Linked DNA regions of Homo sapiens: region 2 is linked to region 1. A link is a loop called in an ENCODE intact Hi-C map of the cell type or tissue named here. Cell type or tissue: CD4-positive, alpha-beta T cell. All regions are shown on one strand.

What was found. A loop is a pair of places that touch in the nucleus more often than their neighbours do. Peaks named below come from ENCODE experiments on the same cell type or tissue, not always from the same donor. Only the 100,000 strongest peaks of a DNase experiment are listed, where the experiment ranks them.
Region 2: a loop joins it to region 1, with 5 times the contacts of the local background. A loop is called at or near these places in 1 of 110 quality-filtered maps.

Annotation. Positions count from the first base shown.
Region 1 is chr3:37,833,665-37,841,664 of GRCh38, reverse strand. It overlaps ITGA9-AS1 (ITGA9 antisense RNA 1), which reads left to right. Exons shown (of 4, transcript NR_110531.1): 2 at 6,898-6,986. Among named protein-coding and RNA genes, the nearest start is that of ITGA9-AS1, 24 kb to the left of the region's middle. In CD4-positive, alpha-beta T cell, no CTCF peak of the experiment used is centred here; no DNase peak of the experiment used is centred here; H3K27me3 peaks cover 205 bases.
Region 2 is chr3:38,098,963-38,106,962 of GRCh38, reverse strand. It overlaps DLEC1 (DLEC1 cilia and flagella associated protein), which reads right to left. Exons shown (of 37, transcript NM_007335.4): 19 at 6,538-6,677. LOC105377033 (a long non-coding RNA gene) reads left to right here. Exons shown (of 2, transcript XR_940727.3): 2 at 3,170-3,473. Among named protein-coding and RNA genes, the nearest start is that of ACAA1, 34 kb to the left of the region's middle. In CD4-positive, alpha-beta T cell, no CTCF peak of the experiment used is centred here; a DNase peak (open chromatin) is centred at 4,282.

The DNA.
Region 1 (8,000 bases):
AGGGTGTATGTGTCCAGGAATTTATCCATTTCTTCTAGATTTTCCAGTTTATTTGCATAGAGGTGTTTATAGTATTCTCTGATGGTAGTTTGTATTTCTGTGGGATCAGTGGTGATATCCCCTTTATCATTTTTTTTATTGCATCTATTGGATTCTTCTCTCTTTTCTATTAGTCTTGCTAGCAGTCTATCTATTTTGTTAATCTTTTCAAAAAACCAGCTCCTGGATTCATTGAATTTTTTTTGAAGGGTTTTTTGTGTTTCTATTTCCTTCAGTTCTGCTCTGATCTTAGTTATTTCTTATCTTCTGCTAGCTTTTGAATTTGTTTGCCCTTCCTTCTCTAGTTCTTTTAATTGTTATGTTAGGGTGTCAATTTTAGATCTTTCCTGCTTTCTCTTGTGGGCATTTAGTGCTATAAATTTCCCTCTACACACTGTTTTAAATGTGTCCCAGAGATTCTGGTACGTTGTATCTTTGTTCTCATTGGTTTCAAAGAACATCTTTATTTCTGCCTTCATTTCGTTATTTACCCAGTAGTCATTCAGGAGCAGGTTGTTCAGTTTCCATGTAGTTGTGCGGTTTTGAGTGAGCTTCTTGATCCTGAGTTCTAATTTGATTGCACTGTGGTCTGAGAGACAGTTTGTTGTGATTTCTGTTCTTTTACATTTGCTGAGGAGTGTTTTACTTCCAGTTATGTGGTCAATTTTAGAATAAGTGCGATCTGGTGCTCAGAAGGATGTATATTCTGTTGATGTGGGTTGGAGAGTTCTGTAGATGTCTATTAGGTCCACTTGGTCCAGAGCTGAGTTCAAGTCCTGGATATCCTTGTTAACCTTCTGTCTCGTTGGTCTGTCTAATACTGACAGTGCAGTGTCTCCCATTATTATTGTGTGGGAGTCTAAGTCTCTTTGTAGGTCTCTAAGGACTTGCTTTATGAATCTGGATGCTCCTGTATTGGGTGCATATATATTTAGGATAGTTAGCTCTTCTTGTTGAGTTGATCCCTCTACCATTATGTAATGGCCTTCTTTGTCTTGGCTTGTAGGGTTTCTGCTGAGAGATCTGCTGTTAGTCTGATGGGCTTCCCTTTGTGGGTAACCCTACCTATTTCTCTGGCTACCCTTAACATTTTTTCCTTCATTTCAATCTTGGTGAATCTGTCAATTATGTGTCTTGGGTTGCTCTTCTTGAGGAGTATCTTTGTGGTGTTCTCTGTATTTCCTGAATTTGAATGTTGACCTGCCTTGCTAGGTTGGGGAAGTTCTCCTGGATAATATTCTGAAGAGTGTTTTCTAACTTGGTTCCATTCTCCCCGTCACTTTCAGGTACACCAATCAAACATAGATTTGGTCTTTTCACATAGTCCCATATTTCTTGGAGGCTTTGTTCGTTTCCTTTCACTCTTTTTTCTCTAATCTTGTCTTCTCACTTTATTTCATTAATTTGATCTTCAATCACTGATATCCTTTCTTCCGCTTGAATGAATTGGCTATTGATACTTGTGTATGCTTCACGAAGTTCTCATACTGTGGGTTTCAGCTCCACCAGGTGATTTAAGCTCTTCTCTACACTGGTTATTCTAGTTAGCCATTCATCTAACCTTTTCTCAAGGTTTTTAGCTTCCTTGCGATGGCTTAGAACATGCTCCTTTAGCTTGGAGAAGTTTGTTATTACTGATCTTCTGAAGCCTACTTCTGTCAACTCATCAGACTCATTCTCCATCCAGGAGAACACGACAGGAGTTGTGTTCCTTTGGAGGAGAAGAGGCATTCTGGTTTTTGGAATTTTCAGCCTTTCTACTCTAGTTTCTCCCCATCCTTGTGGTTTTATCTACCTTTGGTCTTTGATGTTGGTGACCTACAGATGGGGTTTTGGTATGGATGTCCTTTTTGTTGATGTTGATGCTATTCCTTTCTGTTTGTTAGTTTTCCTTCTAACAGACAGGCCCCTCAGCTGCAGGTCTGTTGGAGTTTGCTGGAAATCCACTCCAGACCCTGATTGCCTGGGTATCACCAGTGGAGGCTGCAGAACAGCAAATATTGCTGCCTGATCCTTCCTCCGGAAGGTTTGTCCCAGAGGAGCACCCGCCTGTATGAGATGTCTGTCAGCCCCTACTGGGAGGTGTCTCCCAGTCAGGCTACACGGGGGTCAGGGAGCCACTTAAGGAGGCAGTCTGTCCATTATCAGTGCTCGAACACTGTGCTAGGAGAACCACTGCTCTCTTCAGAGCTATCAGGCAGGGACGTTTAAGTCTGCAGAGCTTTCTGCTGCCTTTTCTTCGGATATGCCCTTCCCCAGAGGTGGAATCTAGGGAGGCAGTAGGCCTTGCTGAGCTGCGGTGGGCTCCGCCCAGTTCGAGCTTCCCTGCCACTTTGTTTACACTGTGAGCATAGAACCACCTACTCAAGCCTCAGCAATGGCGGACACCCCTCCCCCTGCCAAGCTCCAGCATCCCCCGGTCGATCTCAGATTGCTGCGCTAGCAGCGAGCAAGGCTCCATGGGCGTGGGACCCACCGAGCCAGGCACGGGAGGGAATCTCCTGGTCTGCTGGTTGCAAAGACCGTGGGAAAGGTGCAGTATTTGGGCAGAAGCGTACCATTCCTGCAGGTACAGTCACTCACGGCTTCCCTTGGCTAGGAAAGGGAAATCCCCCAACCCCTTGTGCTTCCCGGGTGAGGCAATGCCCTGCCCTGCTTTGGCTCACCCTCCATGGCTGCACCCACTGTCCAACCATTCCCAATGAGATGAACCAGGTACCTCAGTTGGAAAGGCAGAAATCACCCATCTTTTGCATCGATCTTGCTGGGAGCTGTAAACTGGAGCTCTTCCTATTCGGCCATCTTGGAAGTGACTCCCATGATCCAGTTTTATCTTTGTTCCACAGCTAACCATTGTTGCAGCACCACTTAATAAAAACTCAGTATTTGTCCCAATGTTTTGAAATGCCACCTTGAATGTATACCACTTTTCCATATGCACTTAGGTTGATTTCCGGCCTTTTTATTCTGTTCTGCTGGTCCATCTATTCATGCACCAGTACCGCACAGTTTTAATTACAGAGGCTTTGTAGACGTTTTAATGAATAGTAGTGCTAGTCTCCAATGCCCACTATAGCTTTTTGCCCCTCAGTATTTTCCTAGATATTCGCAGGAATGTTTCTTTTTCCATATAAACTGTAGTATCAACTTGCTTAGCCCCAGTAACAAAAACTGTCCTCAAAGTGTTCTTAAAATTTAGAATGACTTCTCAGCATTAAAGGTGGGGAGATATCACATGAAAATTGTATTTCTGGTTTCTCTTGAAAATTGGGAAGCGCTGTCACATGGGCTTTTTTTTTTTTTTTCCCACATGACCTATTGCTGTAGGTCAGCCTGCACACAGGCCTGTGCTCTTCAAGACCACGCAGGCCTCACCATTCCCTCTGACAGCTCACTGCTGCCCTTCTTCACACACGCAAGTTCCCTGTGTGACATCTGAGTTGGTGACTGTGGCTTCAGATGATCACGAAAGTATGTTCCAGGCCCATCCTCCACCCTCTATTTCTCTGTCTCACAACACAAATGTTAAGAAATGGATTTGTGTTGCTTTGTTCACTGCTGTTATTTCCAGGACCTAAGAAGAGGGTGTGGGGCGTGTCTGGCCCTAGGTAAGTCTTTGTTCAATGAAGGCATGTCATAGATAGGAAACAAGAAATGATCAGAACATGTTCTGTCTTCAGAAAACCATTGAAAATACATCAAATGGAACCACACACTGTGGGTGGGAGTGACTTGGTACAGCCCTTATAGAGAACAATTTGGCAATATTTGTCAAAATTACAAACACATAGATCAGTTGTTCCTGCAGTTCCATTTCTAGAAATTTGTCCTAAAGTATATTTGCACACAGGAAAAATGACGGTGTACAGGGTTAATTATTGCAGTAATAATAAAAGATTGAAAAAACCTAAATTTCCCTCAAAAGGGGACTGATTATATAAACTATGGTTTATCCATATATTGGAAGAATGGAATGTTATACAGCTATAAAAAGAATAAGGGGCCAGGCACAGTGGCTCACGCCTGTAGTCCTAGCACTTTGGGAGGCCAAGGCAGGCTGATCACTTGAGTTCAGGAGTTTGAGACCAGCCTGGCCAACTTGGTGAAATCCCATCTCTACTAAAAATACACAAATTATCCAGGTGTTGTGACACTTGCCTGTAATCCCAGCTACTTGAGAAGCTGAGGCAGGAGAATTGCTTGAACCCAGGAGGTGGAGATTGCAATGAACCGAGATTGCACCACTGTACTCCAGCCTTGGTGACAGAGTGAAACTGCCTCAAAACAAAACAAAACAAAGGGTGCTATCTGTGAAATGAGAGGGAAAACATGAGGTGCAGAATAACGTATCTAGTGGGCTACCTTTTATGTATAAAAGGAAAACAACCCAAAGGAAATATTCATATTTGCTTGCAAGTATGTAAAGAAAATCTGTATGGACTCATAAGAAAATAGTAACAATGGTTAGATGGAGGGTGGAGGAGGTATGGCGAAGAAACTGGGCAGATGAGGACAGGGTGGGAAGGAAAATTCTAATTCTCTCTTTCTCACTTTCCATGACTTTGAGGAGTAGGTTTTAGAGCAAATATTTATATATAATGTATGCATACATACATACACATATAGTAATAACAAATATGAAACTAAAGTGACAGTAGAAGAAGCCATCAGACCCTGGAGACCATAACTATCCACAGGACACTGTGTATGGCCACCATCTGATGGAGGCTCTAGGTCACTCACTGGAATTTTCATCCACTCTTGCTAGAAGATAATTTATTGGGCATGTTCCTTTCATCTTGACAGAAAAGACAGTGAAATATGTTTCCACTCCTACTGTCTTGCACTCAGATAATCCCAGAGAGCACTTTACAGATTGACAGCCAATAAACCACTTCACCCAGTGGAGAAATAGAGCAAATTCCAAGATGGAATTGGTGACATCCATGCCACAGGGGATGGCCCAGCAAATGCTTCGTGATAAATAAGTTGAAATAGCCCAGCTAGTGAAATCTGCACTGAGAATTTAGCAAAGAAAGAATTTATCAAGTTACTATTGTTCTAGAATGATAGAAAGCAAAATCTTCTAAACTATTGAAATACAAATTCAGGAAGTCTTCCAAGAATAACTCAGATCTTATATATAGAGTCTGGCACATGGCATATGATCAATGTAAAATGAATTTTAAAATAGAAAATTTATTAAACAGAGTGCTGTTACTCAAATAAATTAAATGGATGAATCTGTTTCTGTCATAGCATATATAAAAATATTTTAAACTGGGGAGCCCAGAGAATAATTAAAACTTGGCCAGGTGCAGTGGCTTACGCCTGTAATCCCAGCACTTTGGGAGGCTGGGGTGGATGGATCACCTGAGATCAGGAGTTTGAGACCAGACTGGTCAATATGGTGAAACCCCATTTCTACTAAAAATACAAAAAGTTAGCCAGTTGTGGTGACGGGTGCCTGTAATCCCAGCTACTAGGGAGGCTGAGGCAGGAGAATCGCTTGAACCCAGGAGGAGGAGGTTGCAGTGAGCCAAGATTATGCTACTGTACTCCAGCCTGGACGACAGAGTGAGAATCTGTCTAAAAAAAAAATACTGTGGCAGATGATATTTTTGTATATATGTGTATTTTAATAATTTTGTCCTTTTTTGGTCTATAGTTTAATTTTTTTCTGGGATTGCCACTGTGTCTTTGGAGTTATTAGTTTCCTTTTTTAAAAAAAATTCTCAAATGTCAAGCCATTCTATTTACACCTTTGCAGAGATCTGATGCAAATTTCAACATTTTTGGTAGGCTAAATATTGTTGTTTTAATTCTGTATGCCACAGCTCAGAGTCACATTGTCAAAGTATAATATTCACTTTAAAAAAACTTTAGCATAAATACCTCAGACTAAATATATTTATATCCAGGGAAAATGTTCAAACTGTTAAGCTAAGAGCATACAGTTAAGCATTCATACAGACTTATATGAACATAGACATGAAAGGAATCTATATTAAATAGTACAAGAGGAATGTAACAGCTTAGAATCAAAATATGCCTCTGTTGCCTTTATGTGTTTAAAACTAACATTTTTTAGTAGCTGAAATTGTAGAGAAAATGTTGCCCAGAAGTACCCATTGATTTGAGGGCATTTCACTCATTGTTACAAGGATGTGAAGAGTGAATCTCCTTGGCAATGATATCATTTTGGAGACAGAGTAGGGAAAATAGGTTACAAAACAGTGCATAGAGAATGGTTCCATTTCAGTAAGGATCATCTTCTACGCTTCATCATAATTCTCAATTTCTCAAGAGTTCTGCAACCTGAGATGAATACAGTAGTCCCCTCTTATCCATGGGGTATACTTTCTGAGACCCCCCTCTTATCCAAGGGGGATACTTTCTGAGAATCCCCTCCCCTTATCCATGGGGGATACTTTCTGAGATTCCCACCCCCCCCCACCAGTGGATGCCTGAAACTGCGATAGTACCAAACTCTGTATATACTATGTTTTTCCCTATACATACATATCTATGATAAAGTTTAATTTATAAACTAGGCACAGTAATAGAGTAACACAATAATAAAATAGAACAATTATAACAATACGCCAGCGTCGCTTCTCTTCTGCTTTGGGGCCACTATTCATTCAAGTAAGGGTGACTTGAACCCAAGCACCATAATACCACTGCAGTCGAGCTGTTAACCAAGACGAAGTGACTAACGGGCAGGCCGCGTGGCTGATTCACATCCCAGGTGGGACGGAGCAGGATGTGTAAGATTTCATTACGCTACTCAAAACGGCATGCAACTTAACACTTACAAAATATTTATTTCTGGAATTTTCCATTTAATATTTTCAGACTGCAGTTGACAGCAGATAACTGAAAGCTCGGAAAGCGAAACCGTGGATAAGCAGGGGAACTGTGGCATCCCATTTAAAATTGCTTCTGTAAGTTTATGTTTGAAGTATTTTGTTCCTTGAAAAGATGCTTGCTTTTTGCCTTTTCTTATTGTTCTTACTAACTGCGTTACTTAATTTTTCAAACATTGTTGGCCCTCAGCACTACTTCACTGAAGTTTTAGGAAGCTAAATGTTATGTTCCCATAAAGATCAAAAGTGTCGCCGGGTGCGATGACTCACGCCTGTAATCCCAGCACTTTTGGAGGCCGAGGTGGGCAGATCACGAGGTCAGGAGATCAAGATCATCCTGGCTAACACGGTGAAACCCCGTCTCTACTAAAAATACAAAAAGTTAGCCAGACGTGGTGGCAGGCACCTGCAGTCCCAGCTACTCGGCAGGCTGAAGCAGGAGAATGGCTTGAACCTGGGAGGCAGAGCTTGCAGTGAGCCAAGATTGCGCCACTGCACTCCAGCCTGGGCGACAGAGCGAGACTCTGTTTCAAATAAATAAATAAATAAATAAATAAATAAATAAATAAGAGACCAAAAGTGTCACACTTTTAAAGCAGTTGTTAGAAAAGCTGGACTGATGTGTCCTGACCACCTGGGAACAGCTGGCAGCCCAATTATTTGATATTCTTCCAATTAATTCAGACTCTTATGGGCACAGTGCTGCCTTCACCTTGGGCCTTCCTTTTAGCTTTTGAAGGCACAGAGGGCCACTGTCCTGGCAGCCACCTACCAGCAGGGTGCCCTCATGCCTCACCTCATGGCTGTGCTTCTTGGTTCCTGCTCTCTGGCCACTCGGCCCTCCTCAAGTTCTTGAACAATCCAGGCTCCCATCTGCCATTAGGTCTTTGCAAATAGTGTTCCCTTGCCTGGAATGCTTTCTTCACCTAGTTAGTCCTCCTTTTTGGTCATCTCTTCCTTAGGGAAGCCTGCCCTGATAATCCAGAAGAGGCACACCCTTTCATTTCATGCCCTTACAACACCCTTTATTTACATGTTCATTGTTAGTGACTGTCTTCCTTTTTAAACTGTATGCTTTTTAAGGTAGAACCC
Region 2 (8,000 bases), 270 kb before region 1:
TTGTTTCAGTTTGTTCAGTCTTTCCTTGTTGTGAGAGCAGGAGCTTGATGGGCAAGCTCTTTACATGTCTGAACGGCTGAAGGTATTTTGTAGGTATGATTAATGTTCATAATCAGTTAAGTTTAAGTAAAGGAGATTATCCTAGATAATCTAGATGGGCCTAATTCAATTAGTTGAAAGGTCTTTTTTTTTTTTTTTTTTTTTTTTGAGATAGAGTCTCACTCTGTCACCCAGGCTGGGGTGCAGTGGTGCGATCTTGGCTCACTGCAACCTCTGCCTCCTGGGTTCAAGAAATTCTACTGCCTCAGCCTCCCGAGTAGCTGGGACTACAGGCATGTGCCACCATGCCAGGCAAGTTTTTGTATTTTTAGTAGAGATGAGGTTTCAGTGTGTTGGCCAGGTTGGTCTCAAACTCCTGACCTCAGGTGATCCTCCCACCTTGGCCTCCCAAAGTGCTGGGATTACAAAGGTGAGCTACCATGCCTGGCCACTAAAAGGTCTTAAAAGCAGAAATGGGCTTACCCAGACAAAGAAATTCCATGTGTTTATAACATCTTCATCTTGTCCCCAAAAATGCCAGCATGCCCTTCCTGAAAACCTGCCCTACAGATTTTAGGCTTGCCTAGCTAGTCCCTATAGTTGTGTAACCTGATTCTTTGTAATAAATGTCTTAATAGGTTATTAAGAAATAAATATTAAGCCTTGACTGATATAACCATATCAAGATAAATTCATATGTAAATACAAAGACAGAATAAATGTATTTTTGCTTACTTTTCTATCTGATTTAAAGGGCAACTATACAAACCAATAACTGTAAAACTGTCTTGATAAACCTATAATGTATAAATATGTAATTTGTATGACAATAATAGTACAAAGGAAGGGGAGAGAATAGAGCTGAGCTATATTACAGTAACATTTCAGACTACTGAAATTAAGTTGGTGTTAATCTAAACCAGACTGTTTTGAAATTAAGATATACTATAAAGCCCTGGACAACCAGTAAGAAAATAACTTTTTAAAAAGTAAAAGAAACATGGAAATTAAAATGGCATACTAGAAACTACCTATCTAACAAAGAAGAAGGCAATAATGGAGGAATGCAGGAAACACAAGGAATGCAGGAAACACAAAATACATACAGAAAACAAATAGCAAAACGGGAGATGAAGTTCTACTTTATCAGTATTTACATTAAATATAAAGGGATTAAACAATCCAATCAAAAGGCAGAGATTAGCAAAATGGATTTTAAAAAAATGATCCAAGTATATGCTGTTTACAAGAGACACTTTAGATTCAAAGACACAAATAGTTTCAAAGAAAAAGGATGGAAAAATATATATCATGCAAACAGTACCCAAAAGAGAGCTCCAGGAGATATATGAATGTTAGATAAAATAGGCTTTAAGACAAAAATGGTTATTAGAGACAATGAAGGATATTTTATAATTATAAAAAGATAAATTAGAAAGATATAACAATTATAAACATGTATGTATCTAACAACAGCACCACAAAATACATGAAGCAAAAACTGACAGAATTGAAGGAGAGATCAGCAATTCAACAATAATGGTTGGAGACTTCAACAGCCCATTTTTAATAATGGAAAAACAACTAACCAGAAGATAAACATTGAAATAGAAGATTTAAACAGCACTATAAACCAAACAGAACAGGCAACACTCTACACAATAACAGCAGAATACATTATTTTTCTCGAGTGCACAAGGAATATTCTCCAGAATAGCCCATAAAACAAGTCTCAATAAGTTTTAAACGACTATAATTATATAAAGTGGGTTCTCCAACAACAATAGAATCAAATTAGAAATCAACAACAGAAAGAAATTTGTGAAACAAAATATGTGCAAATTAAATAACACATTCATAAACAAGTCAAATAAGAAACCACAAGAAAAATTAGAAAATACTTTTATATCAATGAAAATGAAAACATGATATATGAAAAGTTATAGGATGCAACTAAGGGAGTGGTTAGAGGAAAATTTATATTTGTAAATACAATTTTCTTTAAACAAACAAAAAAGAAAGATTGCAAATCAAAAACCTCAGCTTTTACCTTAAGAAACTAGAAAGAGAAGAGCAAACTAAACCCAAAGCAAGTGGAAGGACAGAAATAATAAAGACTAGAAAGCAGAGATAAATGAAATAGAAAATAGAAAAACATTACAGAAAATCAACAAAAGCAAAAGCTGGTTCTTTGAAAATATCACCAACATTGATAAACCTTTAGCTAGACTAGACTGACCAAGAAAAATTTGCTGAAGATTCAAATTAGAGAAATCAGGAATGAAAGTGGGGACATCACTACTGATCATACAGAAATAAAAATAATTATCAGAGAATACCACTAACAACTATGTACCAACAAATTACATCACAGATAAAATGGACAAATTCCTAAATTCCTAGAGTGATGCAAACTACCAAAACTGAGAAAAAAAAAAAAATCTTTTTTTGGGGGGATGGGGTGGGGCATACAGAGTCTTGCTCTGTTGCCCAGGCTGGAGTGCAGTGGCACAATCTCGGCTCACTGCAGCCTCTGCCTCCCACGTTCAAGCTATTCTCATGCCTCAGCCTCCCGAGTAGCTGGGATTACAGGTGTGCACCACCACACCCGGCTAATTTTTGTATTTTTAGTAGAAATGGGGTTTCACCATGTTGGCTAGCCTGGTCTCGTACTCCTGACCTTAGGTGATCCGTCCACCTCAGCCTCCCAAAGTGCTGGGATTACAGTCATGAGCCACTGTGCCTGGCCAAGAAAAAAGTCTAAATTGACCTATATAAGAAATTCAGTTACAAACATACCTCATGTTATTATGCTCTGCTTTATTGTACTTCACAGATACTGTGATTTTTACAAATCGAAGGTTTGTGACAACGCTGCATTGAGCAAGCCTATCAATGTCATTTTTCCAATTGCATGTCCTCATTTCATGTCTCTGTGTCATGTCTTGCAAACTTTTTTGCTATAGCTGTTATGGTAACCTGTGATTAGTGATCTTTGATGTTACTACTGTAATTGTTTTGGGGTGCCATAAACAGCAATCATATACGATAATGGGCTCAACTGGTAAATGCTGTGTGCATTTTGACTGCTCTACTTACTGGTCATTTCCGTCTCTCTCCCTCTCCTCAGGCCTCCCTATTCCTTGAGACACAACAATATTGAAATTAGACCAACTGATAACCCTACAATAGCCTCTAAGTCTTCAAGTGAAAAGAAGAGTCGTACGTATCTCACTTTAAATCAAAATGATTAAGCTAAAAAATGATTAAGCTTAGTGAGGAAGGCACATTCAAAGCTGACACAGGCAGAAAGCTAGCTTTGTGCCAAACAGACAAATTGTGAATGCAAAGAAATGTAATATCTAGCAAATGCCCTATTTGTGAAAATTTTGAAGTAAAAGATAATAAAGCAAATAAAATGTTATGCAAACAAGGAAAAGAAAATAGGAGAAAGAAATAATGTGATCAGGTTAACTGATAAAACAGAGGAGAACAAAACTGCTGCTTGAAATCCCTGCACAGGTTACGTGCAATGCAATCCTTAATGATGGAATGAGGGCATCAAAGGGCGGGGGAGCTGAGCAAAGCACTGCTGAAGATCCATTGGCTTAGCCAGGTCAGGGCTCCAGCCCCAGAGCTCAGAGCAACACATGGAAGAGTGGGCTGCCCCAGGCACAGAAGTCAAATATCACATGATCTCACTCAAGTGGGTGCTAAAAACGTGTACATATGGACATAGAGATTGGAATGATAGACAACGGAGACTCGGAAGGGTGAGGGCATAGGAGGGAAATGGGTGATGAGAAATTAGTTCATGAGTACAATGTATGCTATTTGGGTGATGGATACCCTAAAGCCCTGACTTGACCACTATATAATCTACGCACATAACACAATTGCACATGTACCCCATAAATTTGTACAAATAATAAAAATTAAAATTGAAAATTAAGAAAAAGACTGGGCTGCCACAGTATTTGCCCCCACTGAAGACTGTGGGTATCACGCTGGAGAGAGGCCAGGGCAGAGCCTGCAGTAACACTGGACCTCTCAACTGTCATGAGGAGGAAACAACCAGAAAGATGCTATTCCTTCATTCTTATTTATGAATGAAGGCACGAATTGATTTGTGTAGCTGCCCAGTATGGGTTTTCTCCACTGTTTGTTTAGGGCTGTTTTCCCCAAAGGTCCCTTTCTCTGATGGATTCAGGCTAGCTGTGTGCTCTGAGGGTGGTGACTCACATGTACTTCATCCCTTAGAATAGGGGTGCTCTCCACATCTACCCCCTTTTACTCAGAAGAAACTTACAACACCAGCTCCTTATGCAAATCAACTTCCTCCTCCATTCAAAAACAGGACTGGACAGGCAAAGATTACTAGAAGCAGAAGAAAACTCAAAAAGTAAAGAAGAACTCCAACATCTGGGAAAACAGAAATTCATTTTCTTGGGGGAATCTGAGAGGCTGTTGCATTGATAAGACTATAACAGATTACTATAGAAAAGGAAAGACGCAAGAACAACAAAGCTTGAAATTTCGAAACATGATTGCCTCTTCTGGAGACAGATCCTCCCTGTCACCCAGCAGGGGAAGGGGCGGGTACATGACCCACACAAGAGCAAGAGCAATCAGGGCCTATCTCTGCAAAGAGCCAGATTGGCTCTCAGAGATTGTTAAGGTGGGAGTGTGTGAGCCTGGAGCTCTAAGTGGCCTCTCCCCAAGGCAGAGTGCGAAGGGCCCTTGTCAATAGGGGAGAGAAGGGCCCACAAAAAAAGAGCAGTAGATGGGTTGGGGCTGGGATGGAGGTAGAGAAGGGGGAAAGAGGGTAGAGAAAGAGAGGAAGCAGAAGACCAGACAAAGGGAAAAGTGTTGGGCCCTTGGATTCAGCAAGGTGGGAATGCCCAGTTACGTGAGCCAATGCTTCCTCTTTTTTGCCTAAGTTGGTAATGTCTGTGTTTCCATCACCTGCTACTGTAAACATTCTGATAATACAAGGTCCTTTCAGGAGAAAGAACAGAGACAGAAAAGGAAAGGAAATAAGCACAGACTTAATAGAAAGCCCTTCCCCTGAGCTGCAGGCAGACTTAGCCTTCACATCTAATGCCCGCAAATTGCCCTGAAGGACCAATGCAAAGACTCATACCTAGACCTGTATTTGTTATCACAGGAGGGGACATTTGAACAACTGTCAGATGGTCAAGTATACAAAGTCCAACAACATTTGTCATGGTGAAAGTGTGGGGTAATGGCTAGTCTCACACACTGTAGGCAGAAGTATAAAATGACACAGTCTTTTTGGAGGATAATTCAAGAGCATCCACAGAGATTTAAATGAGCATTTAAATGTTTTTACAATGAAACACCAAATATATGCAAAAATGAGTATAAAACATATATACAGTTTAAACATATATATAGTTTAACGAATAATAAAACAACATCTATGTACTACCTCCACACAACTTTAGAAACAAAATATTATCACCAGCCAGCTTAAGAAAATGAATATATATATATATTCATTCACTGCAACCTCTGCCTCCAGGATTCAAGTGATTCTTCTGCCTCAGCCTCCTAAGTAGCTGGGACTACAGGCGAGCACCACCATACCTGGCTAATTTTTGTATTTTTAGTAAAGACGGGGTTTCACCATGTTGCCAGGCTGATCTCGAACTCCTGACCTCGTGATTTGCCTGCCTCGGCCTCCCAAAGTGCTGGGATTACAGGCGTGAGCCACCATGCCCAGCAGGAAAATGAATATTTTATTTGAAAATAATTTGGGAAGGAGTGGGGAGAAGGAGATAGGGGATATGGATGAAACAGTACTTGCAGTGAGTTGACAATTATTGAAGGGAGGAAAGAGTATGTGGAGGTTTATTATACTATTCTTTCTGTTTTTATATATATGAGAAGTTTTCCACTAGAAAGAAAGAAAAGGAGGGAAGTGGGGGAGCGGAGGGAGAATGAAGAAGAAAAAAAGGAATACTACCAATACCTTTGAAACCTCTAGCATGTTCCTCCCAGAATACAATGGTATGTGCTTATTTAAATATGTCACACTTTTTAAATGTCCATTCTCCTGTTGACAGACAGTGGTTTTTTCTAGTTTTTCCTGTAGGAACAGTCCAGTCTGAGCATTCCAACATGAGCACACATCTCCCACTGTGCATGTATAAGGATTTCCCTGGGAGTATACTCAGAAGGGCAAACACTAGCTGATGCTAACGTAGTTTCGAAAGTAGTTATACTAATTTACATCTCTTTAATACACACACCCTAGAAAGATATATACATAATATTATCAGTGGATCATCCCTAGGGAATGGATTATGCGTCATTTTGAGTTTCTTTTCTGTAATTTACAAATTTTATAGAATACTAATTTTCTGGATTCAATAGTTTTAAATCCAGAACATCTCTAGATAAATATATAATATAGATAAATACATCACGAATATGCATAGTTTGTTGTAGTGGCTCTTCCCACGGCACCCTTACCTCCAGGCACCATTTTCCACCTCCAGCTCCAGGACGGTCTCCAGATGCTGGCAGTGCAGGGCCTCCAAGGTGATGTCCACCCTGCACTCCCCCAGAGAGTGAAGCTGGCCACTCGAAGGCTCAATGTCGAAGGGAGACACCTGCCCCGGAGAACACTCAGGAGGATGAGCACTGAGGACACTTGGAATTGCAGAGGAACTGGGGGCTGGCCATGCCTAACCAAAGTCACTCCTAAGCTGCCCCAGCTCTTCCAAGAGCCATCTGGGATCCAGAAACAGGCAAGCAGGTGGGGGACCACAGCCACAAGAGTCTCAGGATTAAGAGCATAGAAACTGAGTCTCCAAGTAAAGGAATACATAAGTCAGAGGGCCCCATGCCCTGGCCCAGATCTGAGAGATAGAAGGCGGAGGGAGGTGCTCCAGGGAAAATGGGGAGAGCTGGGGAGCCAGAGGAGAGCTGGTGAGCCAAACTAGGGGGGTAGCCCTCTGAGCAGCTTCAACTGAGGAAAGCCACCAGGTCACTAGATTAGGGGAGGGGAGAGTCTATTGTGGCCAGATTTCTCCTTTGCACCCACGTGGTCTTTCCCCCACCCCTTCCTTCTGTCCCCTACTGCAGGCTCAGCCTCATTTACCCGCCCCCACCCCCACCCCGCCCCCGGTCTGCTCCTCCTCCCATGCCAGGCACACACACAAAGGGAGAGGGGAAGGGAAAGAGCAGGAAGAAAAGTGTCCCCATCTGGGGAGGGCTCTTTACATTCCATTCTTCCTGCCCTGACTGAGAGAGGACACTTGTCCCTGTAAGGAGCCACTTTGCTTTATTTTGTCTTTGTTGCTCATGTGCATCTCCCTTGGAGCTCTGGGGGTGGCTGTAGTCTAGGGTTGGGTTTCAGCAGCTCTGCGTCCCCTAATCTGAGACCATCTAACAAACCCCAAATCCCAACATTATTTTTGAGAGCTCAAAAGAATAGAGTGCAGAGAACTGTAGAGAGGGAATTATCTTACAATACTATAACATTGGCAATTATTTCCATTATAAAACATAGTTATTCTTCACAGTGGGAGAACACCACAGACTGAAAACTAGACAAGAGGGATCAGATGTGATGCCGCTACCCATCAGCCGTATGACCTTGGGGAAGCCCTGCCCCTTCCAGTCTCTCCTCTATCAAATGAGGAGGCTGGCTGAGGTCTGTAAGCTTCTAACTGTGCTCTGGAAAATCCCAGGAAATCCCTAGAAGTGCAGGGGACTGGAATGTGGGGAGAAGCAGGATGGGGCAGAGGTGCCTAACAAGGGGGTCTCTGGGTGGCTGGAGCAGTCACAGTTTATTCTATGTTCTGGGCTTTTGCATAAAGTTTCATTTGAAGAAAGGGTTCTTGGCTAAACATAATGTGGACACTAAAGATACTGATGCCACCCTGCCCCCAGCCCCATCCCAGCCCAAGCGCCAGCCTTAGTCTTTTGTG